Linked DNA regions of Homo sapiens: region 2 is linked to region 1. Evidence: read pairs that join two places in POLR2A ChIA-PET (ENCODE). Cell type or tissue: MCF 10A. All regions are shown on one strand.

Region 1 (8,000 bases):
CATTCACTAATTTACCTATTCACGTATCCAAAATGAAAAATGACACGTGCATGCACACACTTCCAATTCATATCCATTGCTATAGTTGATGGTGAAAGATAGAGCTGTAGTAGCCAGTGAAGTAAATATACCTGGACCATTGCCCTCATGAATAAGTATTCTAGTTTGGTAGACATTTTTCACAGAATCACACATATCAGTGTAAACTTGCAGTGGTGCATCATAGTCTGAAAGAAAGGTTGATGGTCCTGTATCTGAGTGCACAATGGGGGCTTTAACCTAGGTGGGAACGTCTGAGTGAGTTTCTTGAGGAAAGGACACTTGAGGGTAATGTGAGTTGGGAGCCAAAGGCTCCCGTGCGAAATCCACAGTCTGTGCTGGGGAGAAAGCATGGTTAGTTGAATGTTCTTGAAAGACAGCCAGTGTGGCTAGGTGCTCAGAGCTGGCACAGTGGCCCCTGAAGAAGCTGGAGGGCCAGGCAGGGCCCCGTCACACACAGCTTTGTGAGCAAGTAAGGATTGGGGTTATTCTCCCAAGGGCAGCAAGGTGCTGCAGGGAGGTGATATGCTCTGATTTTGTCAAGACCATAGGGGCTGCAATGCAGAGGGCAGACAGGAACAAGAAGAATAAGAAGACCAGCCAGGAGGTTAATGCAGTCATCCTGGCAACAGATGATTGAGGTAGGGACCAGGATGGTGATGATGATGATGAAGAAATTGGACAAAATTGAGAGGCATTAGAAGAGACAATTGAGGGACTTGGTGATAATTTGGAATGGGAGGTAAGAAGTGGTGCCAAGGGTGATACTTGTGATTTTGTTATAATTTTCCGACCACCTACACACCTCTTTTTTTTTTTTTTTTAATAGCTGGGAGGAGCCAGTGAAAAGTATCTCAGATGAGGTCCCAGAAGCTTCAGGACATGGCGTTGACCTTATGGTTGTATAGCAGTGGCAGTTATGCTAAAATCCATGTCTGTCTCCCTGGCCCACCAACCTCCTCCTTTTATTTATTTTTATTTTTTGAGACAGTCTTGCCCAGGCTGGAGTGCAGTGGTGCAGTCTCGGCTTACTGCAGTCTCTGCCTCTTGGGTTCAAGCGATTCAAGCCTCCTCCTTTTAGATAAGAAAATCATTTGATTGTACCTTAGAGTTGTTCTTTTAATCCTTTTGCAGTAAGACAGCTAGTCTCTGGATGTAACCTGCCTCCAGCCTCCCGGGGTTCATATCCTAGGCATGATAGCCCAAGGCATCCTCTTCCCACGTCTGTGGTTTTCCCTAAGATTCTTCAAGGTTACTGAGCATAAACCCACCTCTCCTGTGTTCACGTGTTCTCTAGAGAACTTTGAGAAAATCGACTTTGCTACCCTAGCATGCTGCTTTCTCTGAAAGGAGACAAAGCAACAAGGCTTCAAAAGTTGAAATGAAAGTTAAGAGGATGGCACATTTCTAACCTGGGAGGCCAACCTGGATATTTGGTGCAAGCTCTGCCAGCATTCATGATGAGACAACTGTTTGGGCTGCCTCGTGTGTACACTGAGCAGAGCTGAACCTGAGGCTGAGGGAGGGAAGTAAACCAGCCGAAGCCTCAACTGCAGGATGGTGGATGTTGGCCCTGGGAGACACAGGTCCTGCGACAACTCATCACAAGTCAAATTAAGGGACTAATGCAAGCCTAGTAGATATTTAATGAGAGATTATTGCTGGAGATTATAGGGATACAGAAATTGCTAATAAATCCCTGACCTTTTCTGAGCCTTGGCTCAGTGAAAGAGCTGAATCACCTGCTTGAGGGGATTAAGGACAGCCGCCTCCATCTGGCGAGCCACTCAGACTTTTTCTGTCGTTAGCAAACGCAGCTTGGTGGTGATAGTGTTCTAAACCTTTTAGTGGGAATTTGCTTTTCAGACTAGGAGATCTCAATTAACTTAGATTATATCCCTACTGGGCAGAGATTAGGACTAATGATCTGGTTATGTGTGCACTGTAGTCCCTATCACATTATGGTACTTGGTCCATGATAAATAATAAAACCGTTGTTAATTATTAGTAATCTAATCAGCAGGAAACTCAAGTTGATGAGAGTGGAAATCAAGCTCTTTGTGTGTGTGCATGCATGCACATGTGTGTGTGTGAAAAAGAAGAGACAAAGAGAGATGGGGGTCCCCAGGCAGTGGGCAATGTGATAATTTACACTAGTTCCAGTTTAGAGGTTTAGAGCAGTGGTTGATAACCTGTATTTCTTGAATTCCTTGTTGGAGAAACAGTTGTTTGAAAGAGATTCCATTTCTTAACACAGTGTTATCTGTTTATAGGCTGTAAATAATTATCATCAATATGCAATTTTAATACATTAGAGGCTAACAGAGTTATCTTGAGCTCATAATGTTTGACTTTGCAATATGTAAATATCGTATCCATTTGAACTTAGACAACTAAGATAAACTGAGAAATACTGGATTACACATGTCATATGTAAGACCTTTATGTGTAACATCTGTGTAAGACTTAATTCCAAGAAAAGGAGTTTGCTGGTTTCAAACAAATTGGAGAATCTCTAACGCTGGGAAAACCAAAGGAGGAACATTTACTCAGATTGAATGTGGAGGTTTTGCTTTGCCATTTACCAAAAGAAGTAATTGTAGTAGTGGGTAAAATTTTGATTATTTTCTGGATGTATTTGGAAGCGTCCATTTTATTCTTTTCCAGTAAATATTACTTACCTAGAAAAGGATGCACTTCCTACAGTGCCACACACACAAAAAAAGGTTCAATGACTGATTTGCCTCTAGAGGGTTATGTCCACTAATTGGGCTGATGGCTTTACATGCATGTATCTTCTGACCACTGGGGTCATCACTGTCAGATGCTAGGTTCTTTTCAATTTTTCAAAACTTTTATCGATGTTCAGAGGGTAAAGAAATAGCCTTTGTCTAGGGCAGAAGTTCGTCAATGCCTAGAATAAGACCATGTTCACAAGCCTACTCTTGAAACATCCTAGTTCAGAATCAATGTCTGCAGCTCCCCGTAGCACTGTGTAAAATGGCAATTTTTTCTCTCCCAGACTTCTTTGATTCTCATTGCTATGAAAAGATGATCTTAAGCACCTCTCAAAAGAAGAACTAAAAGGCTTCACCTGACTATTGAATCGTAGTTATAAACATTTTGGGAAACTCCTTTAGCACAAAACGTAATTCCCCGTCTGACAAATGCTTTCCAGTAGGCTCTATTGTGACTACTGTATAAAGGAATGAAAATCCTCCCTGCACATGAAAAGATTCCCAACATTATTAGTCATTAGGGAAATACAAGTCAAAACCACAATGAGATACCTCTTGACACCCACTAGGATGGCTATAATAAAAAAGACAATAACAAATGTTGGCAAGGATTAGGAGAAATTGGAACCCTCGTACATTGCGGGTAGGAATGAAAACTGGTGCAGCTGCTTAGAAAACAGTTTGGCAATTCCTCAAAAAGTTAAGCACGGTGTCATTCTGTGACCCAGCGATGCCACTCCTAGGTGTATACTCAAAAGAAATGAAAATACCAGTTCACACAGAGACTTGTACACAGATGTTCATAGTAACATTATTCACAACAGCCAAAAAGTGGAAATGGCCCAAATATCTATCAGCCGATGAATGGATAAATAAAATGTGATATATCTGGACCGTGGAATATTATTTAACCATAAAAATAAGTGAAGTACTGATGCTACAACATGGCTAGGGCTTGAAAACATTATGTTAAGTAAAAGGAGCTAGACATAAAAGACCGCATCGTGTATGATTCCCATTTATGTGAGGTGTTCACAATAGGCAAATCCATAGAAAAGGAATTCTTCCCACAGCTGGGGGAAGGGAAGACATGGCTAATGTGTATGGGTTTTTGGGGTAGGGAGGAGGGCAAAAATGTTCTGGAGTTAGATAATAGTGATTAATACACAGCTTTGTAAATACTCTAGAAATTGCTGAATTGTATAGTTAAAATGGGTAAACTTATGGTATATGAAGTATATACCAAGAAAGCTGTTATTTAAAAAAAAAAAATTCCTCCCCTGGATTCCAACAGGTATTTGGCCTCTGTATTATAGGTTGTTATTAAATTTGAAAAATGCCTGCCGCATGAGTTGAGTTTTATTTGGAAGAATTATTTTAATTGGGCTTTCAGCCTGTAATCAGAATCTTGAGATGCCATAATTTGCAGAGCAAATACTTTATTTATACTGGGAAAAACAAGGGATTGGGTTAATAGGCTCCTTACCATTTTAAGGGAATAAAAAGAATGGTTTGTATAGCAAGTAATCTCCAGGGAGAAAAACATTGTTTTTCTGTTTCTTTTCTGGTACTTTACTTACTATCCTAGAGGCTGAGTGTGTTTGTAATAAGCATCACTAAGCAATAAGTATGTATGTAAGTATAGGAACTATTAATATTTCAGTTTGGGAAGAGTTGTTTTAGGAATTAGCATTCCTTTTTAGTTTGATTTTGGGAATTCTTGGTGATTAAAAAATGTTTTAAAATCTTCAGCACAATTCACAATTGCAGAAACGTGGAACCAGCCCAAATGCCTATCAGTCAACAAGTGGATAAAGAAACTTTGGTGTATATATATGATGGATTACTACTGAGCTATAAAAAGGAATGATTAATGGCATTTGCTGCTACCTGGATGAGACTGGAGACTATTATTCTAAGTGAAGTAACTCAGGAATGGAAAACCAAACATTGTATGTTCTCACTCATAAGTGGGAGCTAAGCTATGAGGATGCGAAGGCACAAGAATGACACAATGGACTTTGGGGACGTGGGGGAAAGGATGGGAAGGGGGTGAGGGATAAAAGCCTACAAATAGGGTGCTGTGTATACTGCTTGGGTGATAGGTGCATGAAAATCTCACAAGTCACCACTAAGGAACTTATCCATGTAGGCCAGGTGCGGTGGCTCACGCCTGTAATCCCAGCATTTTGGGAGGCCGAGGCGGGTAGATCACCTGAGGTCAGGAGTTGAAGACCAGCCTGGCCAACATGGTGAAACTCTGTCTCTACTAAAAATACAAAACTTAGCCAGATGTGGTGGTGGGTGCCTGTAATCCCAGCTACTAGAGAAGCTGAGGCAGGAGACTCGCTTGAACCCAGGAGGCGAAGGTTGCAGTGAGCCAAGATCATGCCACTGCACTCCAGCTTGAGCGACAGAGTAAGACCTTGTCTCAAAAAAAAAAAAAAAAAAAAAAAGAAGAACTTACCCATGTAACCAAACACCACCTGTTCTCCAATAACCTATGGAAATAAAAAAATAAAATGTTCATTTTATCTAAGTTTACCCATATACGCTAAGAATTAAAGAAAGATTCAGTTTGGATTAGATCCAAGGTGAGTTCAGGTTCTGCTCACTTCTCAAATATTACAAGTTTATTACTTTCCCTGAGATGACCGCAAATCATCTATAAATACTTGCTTTTCTACTTTCTGCCATTTTCTTTTCCACTCTGACCATTAAGTGGTAGAATGCCTTGTCCACTGTCCTAAGAAGGTCAAAGATGAACCCATTCTTAAAGATTATCACCGGGTAACCAAAACATGGGGGTGAATTTTAGGGAATTTCCAGCCTTGTTGTCAGGTTAGAAGTTTCCAGCCTTGTGTGGTTCTCTGCTGTGGAAGAAGTTGCTGCTGTTGATCATTTATTTTCTGGGTGAGAATCCTGTCACCACTTGCTCATTTCCCCCTAGAGGATGGCCCCACTGCCTTCATGCTGCTTCCTTTGGTAGTGTCTTTGTTCTTGGCTCTTTTAATTTTCCTCTGAATCATTTTTCTTCTTTTATTCTTTGTTCTATTTTTCCTTTCTTCTAGTCACCTGAGCAGGATTATACTTAACTCAGGGACACGTTTAAGGCAGTTTGATGGTATGGGCTCTAGAGCAAGTCTCCATGTATTGGCTCTGCATCTTTGGTCAAGATACTTAGTTTTACCAAGCCTCAGTTTCTTCATCTGTAATATGGGCTAGTGATAATGTCAACCTGGAGGACTTACTGAGATCAAGTGAGAAAATCTATTTTAAGCACTTACCCAACATTTATAGACCACTTAATTTGTGCTTTTTGAAGGAGACCGCAATTAGTTCTACAGCTTCTGTTAATAGCAGAGCAATGTAAAGGTACCTGTCACCTTATGCTGCAGTTTCTTCACCTGTAAATTGAAGATAATTTTACAGGTTACTACAGCTTGAGGTTACTATGAGAACTAAATGAGATACTACATGCAAAGCACTTAAAACCATACCTAGCATATGGAAAGCTCTCAATCAATGCCAGCTATTATTATTATTATTATGTTATTCCTGTACTGTTATTGGGAAAAACTAAAAGGATATGTGACCACAGCATGCGATTGATTCATCCTGGTTTGGTTAAGCCCTATCCTGAGGTTGATTTCCATGGCTAGCAACTTGACTGTCCTTCTCTTGCTCTTTCAGCTGCGCAGTTGGACAGCATTGGCTTCAGCATAATCAGGAAATGCATCCATGCTGTGGAAACCAGAGGTAAAGTAGTTTAACAGATGGCATTGTTCTCATAGAAGGTCACGCATCTGGTGAGGAGTCAGACCTGCTACCTGCTGTTTCCTGACTTTAAGTGACTCATTAGCTCCCCAAGTGCCATTGTCAGTGGATTTCCACAAGTCTTGTTGGTCTCAAGCAGGAGGTCCTAACTGATTTTGTGTCACCAACTTCTTTGGCTGATCAGAAGAATGTGTTAAATATCTAAAATACGTATGATTATAGAAACCAGTTACTGAAATTCGATTTTTAAAATATTAAAAAACACAGGGTATCATGATATATGTGTTTCTTTGTTAACACTTTATAAGTGATAGTGGTGGGTCTGATAACTGACATAATTTGGGAGCAGTGATATTTCAAGATATCCATAATAATTGTAATGTGTTATGAAAATATCTGTGATTTCTGACCAAGTTGCAGGTACCGCTAATGCTCCTGTAATTTGTTGCTTACATCCATAAAGGAAGGAAATGCTTAATGTCAGTTATAGGTTAGTGAAGATAAAGATGTAATTGTTTTCCTGTCTAAGTTCACAGACACCCTAAATTTTCTCTGGCAGACATCTTGGGGTCTGTGAACCCAAGATGCTCTGGGGAGCTAGTCCCTGGGGACCACCCAGGTAGAGAAAAGGGGTCAGGCCCATGTTCACACTGATCTTTCCCAGGTCTGTGGGAGCAGGACATTAAGATCAAGGAGGCTGGTTCATCCTGATGGTCTCCATCCCTTCTTCAGAGACAGCCACAAAGGAGATTCCTCAGTCCCAGCAGTTTGAAGCTTTGAGTTTGCTGGTCTGTTGTACCGCTGAGAAAAGCTATTAACCATCTTTCCACTGGATTTGATTTGAACCGTTGTCAGAGATGTGAATCTTATTTACTCACAGCCTCTCAGCCTACCAGCCCTTTTTAAGTAGTGGAAAGAAATTCTCTCTTTTAAAGCAGGATTCATAACTTGCCAGTTGAGAAATATACACTTTTTTTTCCATAAGGACTGTGAGGCATTAAGTAGAGGGAAGAGAGAGAATTTAAAAACCTACCCTTATGTATACTGTCAAAAGATATTTTTTCCAAAACAGTTGTAATGTATGGAAACATTTTTTAAAATGTTCAGTTATTTCCCCTGTACCTCTCTTAAATAAAGAATTAAGGCATCTTGTAAAGGTATGTAAGATATATCCAGAGAATATAAAGTAGAAGTAGGTGACATTTCTGGGAATTGGTCTTGAGGAAATAAGGATATGGGCCAGATTGAGCCATAAGGATGTTTACACCGTGGTGATGTTAAGGTACAAAATCAGAAACGGGCCAAATGTCTCAAAAATGGGTTAAATCAACAGTGGTACATCTGTGTAGTAAAAAACTGTGAATCACTGACAATGCAATGGAAATACATTTTTTGACATACGGCCTTTTTTTTTTTTTTTTTTTTTTTTTTTTTTGAGACAGAGTC
Region 2 (8,000 bases), 390 kb after region 1:
CACCTGTAATCCCAGCACTTTGTGAGGCTGAGGTGGGCACATCACTTGAGGTCTGGAATTGAAGATCAGCCTGGCCAACATAGCAAAACCCCATCTCTACTAAACGTGCCTGTAATTTCAGCCACTTGGGAGGCTGAGGCAGGAGAATCACTTGACCCCAGGAGGCAGAAGTTGCAGTGAGCCAAGCTCACACCACTGCACTCCAGCCTGGGTGACAGAGTGAGACTCTATCTCAAAAAAAAAAGGACATAGCCTGGCACATAATAAGCAGCAAATAAATGTGAGTTGTTTCTCTTACTTTTTATTCTTACTTGCTTTTGTGGACACACTGAAGTAGGCTTTAGGTATGATATGGACGTGGTGGAAGTTACATGTCATTGCAGAGTATGGAACACAGTCACAGCCAGGGCCAGCTGGGGCCAAGGTAGGGAGTGGCTGAAGTGGTGTTCACTGCTTCATCAGGTCTGCCTCTTTTTTAGCCTAGCAATATCTTGTGTTTTCCCTTCTCCATGATCTTTACTAATACCCAGTTTTCTCTTACTTTCCCTGGCTTTTCCTCCCAAGTATGACATCTCACCAAGCTCTCCCCATCTTTACCTTCCATAGAGTTTTATTTGGCTATTTCTTGAAGCATTGATTTTCATCTGAGTTGCCCATCAGATCATTTGGGAATTTGTTTAAAGTATAGATATCTGGGCTCTGCCTCCCAACGATCATCCCAAGTATCTTGATTTTAGTGTTTATTTGAGAGACAGTATGGCATAGTATTTAAGAACATGACCAAAGAGCCAGGCTGCCTAGGCTACGGGTTCGTTGTATGACCTTGAGAAAATTATTTAACTCTCTGTTTCTCACTGTTCTTATCTGTAAAATGGGGGTGCTATGTTCTGAATGTCTGTGTCCTTTCCAAATTCCTGTTGAAATCCTAACCCCATGGTGATGGCATTAGGAGGTGGAACCTTTGGGAGGTGATTTGGTCATGAGGGCAGAGCCCTCATGAATGGGATTAGTGCCCATATAAAAGAGGCCTCAGGGAGCTTCTTTACCCCTTCCCACCATGTGAGGACAAAGCAAGAAGAGAAGATGGCTGTCCATTTGTAAACCAGGAAGCAGGTCCTCACCAGATAACAGTTCTGTCAGTGCCTTGATCATGGACTTCCCAGTCACTAGAACTAAGAGAAATAAATTTCTATTGTTTATAACCCACGCAGTCTATGGGATTCTGTTATAGCATCCTGAACAAACTGAAAGTAAGAGTGCTTATCTCATAAGGTTGTAAGAATAAATGAGATGCCCCTTAAAACAGTGCCTGGAATGACTTTTGTCTTTCTTGTTCATTTTCCCTTCTCTCTTACTTTCTCACCTGGCCTTTCTTTCTTCATTACTTTCTTCTCTCCCTCCAACACATATATATTGTTTTATTCTAGTGGTTTCATACTTGCAGGCCTTCGATTTAGGTTTTTAATCCAATTTGATTTGATTTTTGTATATGGCAAGAGATGACATTGGTCTGGCCAAATATTTTTTGAATAAGACATCAAAAGCACAGTCAACCAGTGCAAAAGTGGACAAATGAGATCACCTCAAGCTAAAAGGCTTCTGCACAGCAAAGGAAACCATCAACAAAGTGAAGAGACAACTCACAGAATGGAATAAAATATCTGGAAGCTACCTATCTGATAAGGGATTAATAAACAGAATATATAAGTTGTGTAAACAACTCAATAGGAAAAAATAATTTGATTTAAAAATGGTCAAAAGATCTGAATAGATGACATACGAATGGCCAAAAATACTCAACATCCTTAATCATCAGAGAAATATAAGTCTAAACTACAATGAGATATCATCTCATCCCAGTGAAAATTGCTTCTATCAAAAAGACAGGGAATTACGGATGCTCTCAAAAGTGTGGAGAAAGGGGAACCCTCATACACTGTTGGTGGGAACGTAAATTAGTACAGCCACTATGGAGAACAGTATGAAGGTTCCTAAAAACAACAACAACAACAAAATAGAGCTACCATATTACCCAGCAATCCCACTGCTGGACATATACCCAAAAGAAAGAAAATCAGTATATCGAAGAGATATCTGCACTCCCATGTTTACCGCAGCACTATTCACAATAGCCAAGGTATGGAATCAACCTAAGTGTCCACCAACAGATGAATAAAGAAAATGTTGTACATATACACAATGAAATGTTATTCAGCCATAAAAAAGAATGAAATTATGTCTCTTTCATCAACATGGATGGAACTGGAGGACATTATGCAAGAGAAATAAGCCAGGCACAGAAAGACAAATATCACATTTCTTGCTCATATGTGGGAACTCAGAGAGAGAAAGAATAGAATGATGGTTACTAGGGTCTGGGAAGGGTAGTGGGGAGGGGGGATAAAGAGGGGGTGTTTAACCGCATATTCTCACTCGTAGGTGGGAATTGAACAATGAGAACACATGGACACAGGAAGGGGAACATCACACTCTGGGGACTGTTGTGGGGTGTGGGGAGGGGGGAGGGATAGCATTGGGAGATATACCTAATGCTAGATGACGAGTTAATGGGTGCAGCGCACCACCATGGCACATGTATACATATGTAACTAACCTGCACATTGTGCACATGTACCCTAAAACTTATAGTATAATAATAATAAATAAAATAAAAAATAAAAAAGAGGGGTGTTTAATGGATACGAAAATGCAGTCAGATATGAGGAATAAGATCTAGTGTTCAGTAGACAACAGGGTGACTACAGTTAACAAAAATTTATTGTATATTTCAAAATAACTAAGAGTGGAATTGCAATGCTTCTAACACAAATACATTACAAATGCTTGAGGTGACGGATATCCCAGTTACCCTGATTTGATCATTATATGGTGTATGCTTGTATCAAAATGTCACATGTACCCTTTACATATCTGTAACTCTTATGTATCCATAATAATTAAAAATAAAAACTTTTTAAAAGAAAAAAAACCCCTATATACTTATGGTCTTAAGCATGGCTTTGGGACCCAGCAATGAATTAGATGTAATTCTAGCCTTATATGGCATTATAGTCTAATTAGTGGAAAATAGACACATAAACAAATAAAGATATGTATGTGTACAATGTATGAATGAGAGAGTTACTGATTTTCTTAGAAAAGAGAAGGGAGAGATGAAAGGCTCCAAAGGGGAAATGAACATGGCATTGAGTGTTAGAATAGAGATGAAATCAATCCATTCCATGCAACAAACATTTTCAAAAGCACCTACTACATACCAAGCACAGGTCTCAGTGCCTTTCTGAAATTGTCCTCCTTTAGAGAGTGGCAGCTTCATTTTTAACTTGATGTTTTAAAAAAATACTTAACTCAAAATAGCAAAACAATCTATAAAAAAAGGCAAAGTTCGAGGACTCACAAAACGTACTACTACTTACATACTACAAAGCTGCAGTAATCAAGACAGTGTAGTACTGGCATGAGGATAGGCATTCAGATCAGTCGGGTAGAATTGAGAGTCCAGAAACCCATATGCCTACAGTCAACTGATTTTTTACAAGAATACCAAGACCATTCAATGAGGAAAGAATCACCTATTCAACAAATAGCATTGGGACAACTGGATAGCTACATGCAAAAGAATATTTAAAAAATTAACTCAAAATGGATTAAAAACTTAAATGTAAAAGCTAAAATTATAAAACTTAGAAGAAAGCATGTATGTACATCAGAATCTCGGATTAGTCAATGGTTTGTTAGTTACAATACCAAAAGCACAAGAAAAAAATAGTCAAACTGGACTTCATCACAATGAAAAACTATTCTGCTTCAAAAGACGTTGTGAAGAAAATAAAAAGACAACCCACAGAATGGTTGAAATTGTAGACAACGTACAGAAATGGTAGAATTTGCAAGTCATATATCCAGTAAAGGTCTAGATCTAGAATATATAAAGAACTTTTATATTTCAACAATAAAAAGACAACCAACATTTCAAAAAAAGGCAAATGACCTGATAGTTCTCTAAAGAAGATGTGCAACTAGCCAATAAGCACATAAAAGATGCACAATATCATTATTCATTACAGAAATGCAAATTGAAAATACAGGAGATATCACTTCATACCCACTAGGACAGCAATAATTGTTTTTTAAAAAAAGGAAAATAAATGTTGGTGAAGATGTGGAGAAAGTGGAACTCTCATACATTGCCAGCGAAATTATAAAATGGTTCAGACACTGTGGAAAACATATTGGCAGTTTTCTCAAAAAGGTAAACATAGAGTTACTATATGACCCAGCAATTCAACTCCTAGGAATTTACCCAGGAGAAATAACATGTCTGCCCAAAAACTTGTACATGAACGTTCATAACAACATTATTCATAATAGCTAATAAGTGGCAACAGCCTAAGTGATCAGCTCATGAGTGGATAAACAAATATGGTAGATTCAGAGGACAAAATGTTATTCAGCCATAACAGGAAATGAAGTGTGGATCGATGCATGCTATAACATGGAGAAACCTTTAATACAGTATGTTGAGTGGAAGGTGCCAGACACAAAAGACTACATATTGTGTGATTCCATTTATATGCAATGTTCATGGTAGGCAAATCCATAGAGACAGAGAAATAATTAATTAGTGGTCGCCAGGGGGCTAGGGAAAAGGGAATTGGGAGTGACTACTAATAGAACCAGAGTTTATTGTTGGTGTGATGGATATGCTTTGAAATTTGATAGCGGGGATGGTTGTACAAAATTAAGAACATACTCAAACTCACTGAATTGTACTTTTTAAAATGGTAAAGTTTATGTCATGTGAATTACATGTCAATAGTCATAACAAAAATTATTAACCAACATATGCTCCCTATTTTCTTTGGAATGTTGATACATTGATACAAATCAGCTAAAATAATAAAGCACGAGTTATGCCATTAATATTCGTTTTACAAAAACACGTGTTTTGCATTCTAGTCGAAAAGTTAAAGTTTATTCAGATTATGATCAGGAGTAGGCAGAGGCCAAGGGAAGGCCAAGCTTAAAGGACTTAGTTGTCAAGACTCCTTTGACTAATTTTTAAACTCCCACATGATAATTCATCTGCTCAGCAAAGCTTCGCTTTGAAAAAACAATTTTTATTAAAACGTTACGGTACAAAAATTAGTGGGTCAAATCCTGTCTCATAGGTACAAATTAGTCATTTTGAAATATGTACGAATTCTTGTGATGCACAGAACAGCTGTTTGGCTGATGCTGACCTGTGAGGCTCTGATGTGCTACTGCAGCCTTTCAGTGTGTCTCCTGGTGAAGAGGGCACCAACAGTATCTGCTCCCTTTTTCTTAAATGTGCTTTTACGAAGTTTATCCCTTGGGAGGACCACCCATGTGAGTGGATGTCAGATTTGCTCATAAGTCCATAAATCATACAGACTTAACCTTGTTTATTAAAGCAGGTCTTTTTCTTCATTTCTGTTCCTTTTGAAGAGTTCAAAAGCTAAAACACTAGCCCCAATGAACTCCCCATCACATCTTAGCAAGCCTAATATTTCTAATTCTAGAGGAAGAACCCCAGTCTGCACTATAAGTAAGAAATAGCATTTTCATTATTTTGTGTGACAAACTGTGTTCTTACTGACCATTTCACTCCAGATATAGCTTAGTATTTTTTTTTCATAGAGATTTCAGGAAACGATAGCATAGTTTTTTAATAGTGAAAATATAAATACAGATTCTGAAGCAGTCTGTGGTCTTAGTATGTGGGAATGATTAGTCATATTGGGGACTGCCCTGATAGTAGGGTGGGCTGGGGGAATTACCCTGAGAGGTTAATTATGAAATTCATATAAAATGGATGAAAAGTCACCTTAATGGATAGAATGACAAATAAGGCAAGAAGAAGAGGGGAAAGATAGTTGGCAAAACAAACCTCAGCAGTGCCTCTTCCAGCACCATCTAGGAAATTATAGGATTTGGGAATTCCCATCCTAGTGGGAAGGCCGTAGCCAGTGTTGTAAACAAACATGGAGGACCTGCTAGCAATACCGTTCTTCTGCAAGATGGCTGCATCAGGCCCCATTAACCTGATAACATTAAAATCAGATTTTTCTGCCTTCTTTTCCCCCATGGATTCAATGTCCACTAGCAACCTTCTGAACATGTCTCCTATGAGACACTATGTTGTAGTGGCTAGGTATCCACACTCTGGTTTACACTGTGTGGGTTCAAATCTCATCTCTACCACTCACTAGCATTGTGATCTTATAAGTTTAGAACCTCTGACTTTATCTATAAGAGGGTTTTAACCACAATTCCTACCGATAGACTTGTGAGGTCATCATGGAAAATGCTTGACACTGTGCCTGGCACAATGTTATTGTTAATAAATGCTAACCATTATGGTCATTGTTATTCTAATATAAGTATGTCTATGAAAATAGAATGGGCTTCTCACATGTGGCAATTATGTTTTTCATTAAAAATTACTAAAATGGGCTTTTTGACTTAATATGTTAATCACCTGAACTTAGTGTAAGTCTTATAGGACTTACAAGAAAAGAGGACTTACAGGCGAATAGATTCAGGTTTCTGATCCTGCCAAGCCAAGGTCATGGCAAATCCACCAAGGCCACAAAAATGCCATCTTGTGAAGCCCCTTGGGGTCTGCCTCCTGGTCTTTCCCTGAAAATGCCATCTCATTCAGGAGCTTGCTTTCAATTTCCTTAAGAGGAGATTCTACAGAGGAAGTAACAAAATGGGATCAATGGTTCACATGGTGAGTGAATGTTGAAATACTGATCTGCTGAGGACTGAGCTTCTGTAATTCAGGTCATACCCTTTTCTAAAACCCTTCAAAGGCTTCCCTTCTGCTTTTAGGATAAAATCCAAACTTTGTGCTAGAGTTCCACAAGGTCTTTCCTCCCTGACTCCTTCTGCCTTTCCAACCACGTTCTACAATTCTCTCTTGCCTTACCATGCTCTAGTTCAGGGGCTGGCAAACTATAGGAAAGTTTGGTAACATTTTATTGGAACACAGCACATCCCTTTGTTTAAGTATTGCCTATGGCTGCTTTCACACTGCAATGGCAGGCTTGGGTGGTTGAGACAGACACATATGGCTCCACTGTAATTGTATGGTAACATTTAACTGTACAGGACTTGGGAAGTTAGGTCTAGCTGTGAGTCCAAGAAAAGGAAATGATTTTGTTCATCAGCCAACAATTTTTGCTATAAAAGCAAAGCAATGTGAGTGGGGGCCCTAAAAATCCCCACTGTTTTCGCCATTCTGACTACCACCCACTCCCCACCAAAGGTCCCTGGGGCACACCCTGCAGACCTTATTACTTTAGGGCACACATTTTGAAAAGGGCTGACTTTGCTAATTTGACTTGGCATTTTGATTAAAGTTACTTTCATATTTTGATTAAAGTTATAACTGCATGATACAGGCATACTCTTATCACCAGTGCTTTAAGAACATGAAACGGGAAGCTGATGACTTCTAAACCATTTCACATTGAGTCTAAATTCACTGCTTAATAATAAATAACAATGATAATAATAGTAACAGATGTGTACCACTCACATATACCACCATCTTATCTCATCCTCACTTATGGTAAGTGCTTCTGTTATTCATTTTATAGATGAGGAAACTAAGGAGAAGAGAAGTTAAGTAACTTGCCCAGGTTACACAATAGGAAGTAATGAATAATGGATCCAGGATTTAAAGCCAGTAGTCTGACCACTGAGCACAATTAATTAATTTTAACTACAAAATCTCACCATATGGTTAAATGAATACCTCATTCTTGTGTAGTAGTTTACAGTTACAAATTGGTGAGTATCTTCATTTTCCATATTAGAAACAAAGGCATGAAAATGTTAAGAGATTTGGCAAGGTTATGTAGCCATTTTTCAGGCAAAAGAATATTAGGAACTTGGTCTTTGGATTCTCCCGCTCACAAACAAAATCTAAACTTGAACTGTATGCAACT

The links. ChIA-PET counts read pairs that join two places held together with the same protein. Peaks named below come from ENCODE experiments on the same cell type or tissue, not always from the same donor. Only the 100,000 strongest peaks of a DNase experiment are listed, where the experiment ranks them.
Region 2: POLR2A ChIA-PET joins it to region 1 with 5 read pairs; 3 of 35 experiments call an interaction of 5 or more read pairs at or near these places.

Annotation. Positions count from the first base shown.
Region 1 is chr5:143,030,726-143,038,725 of GRCh38, forward strand. It overlaps ARHGAP26 (Rho GTPase activating protein 26), which reads left to right. Exons shown (of 23, transcript NM_001135608.3): 13 at 6,471-6,536. Among named protein-coding and RNA genes, the nearest start is that of ARHGAP26-IT1, 160 kb to the right of the region's middle. RefSeq lists an enhancer at 6,188-6,948. In MCF 10A, no CTCF peak of the experiment used is centred here; a DNase peak (open chromatin) is centred at 3,306.
Region 2 is chr5:143,421,558-143,429,557 of GRCh38, forward strand. It overlaps a transcript of NR3C1 not described here. Among named protein-coding and RNA genes, the nearest start is that of NR3C1, 22 kb to the left of the region's middle. RefSeq lists an enhancer at 5,492-5,561. In MCF 10A, no CTCF peak of the experiment used is centred here; no DNase peak of the experiment used is centred here.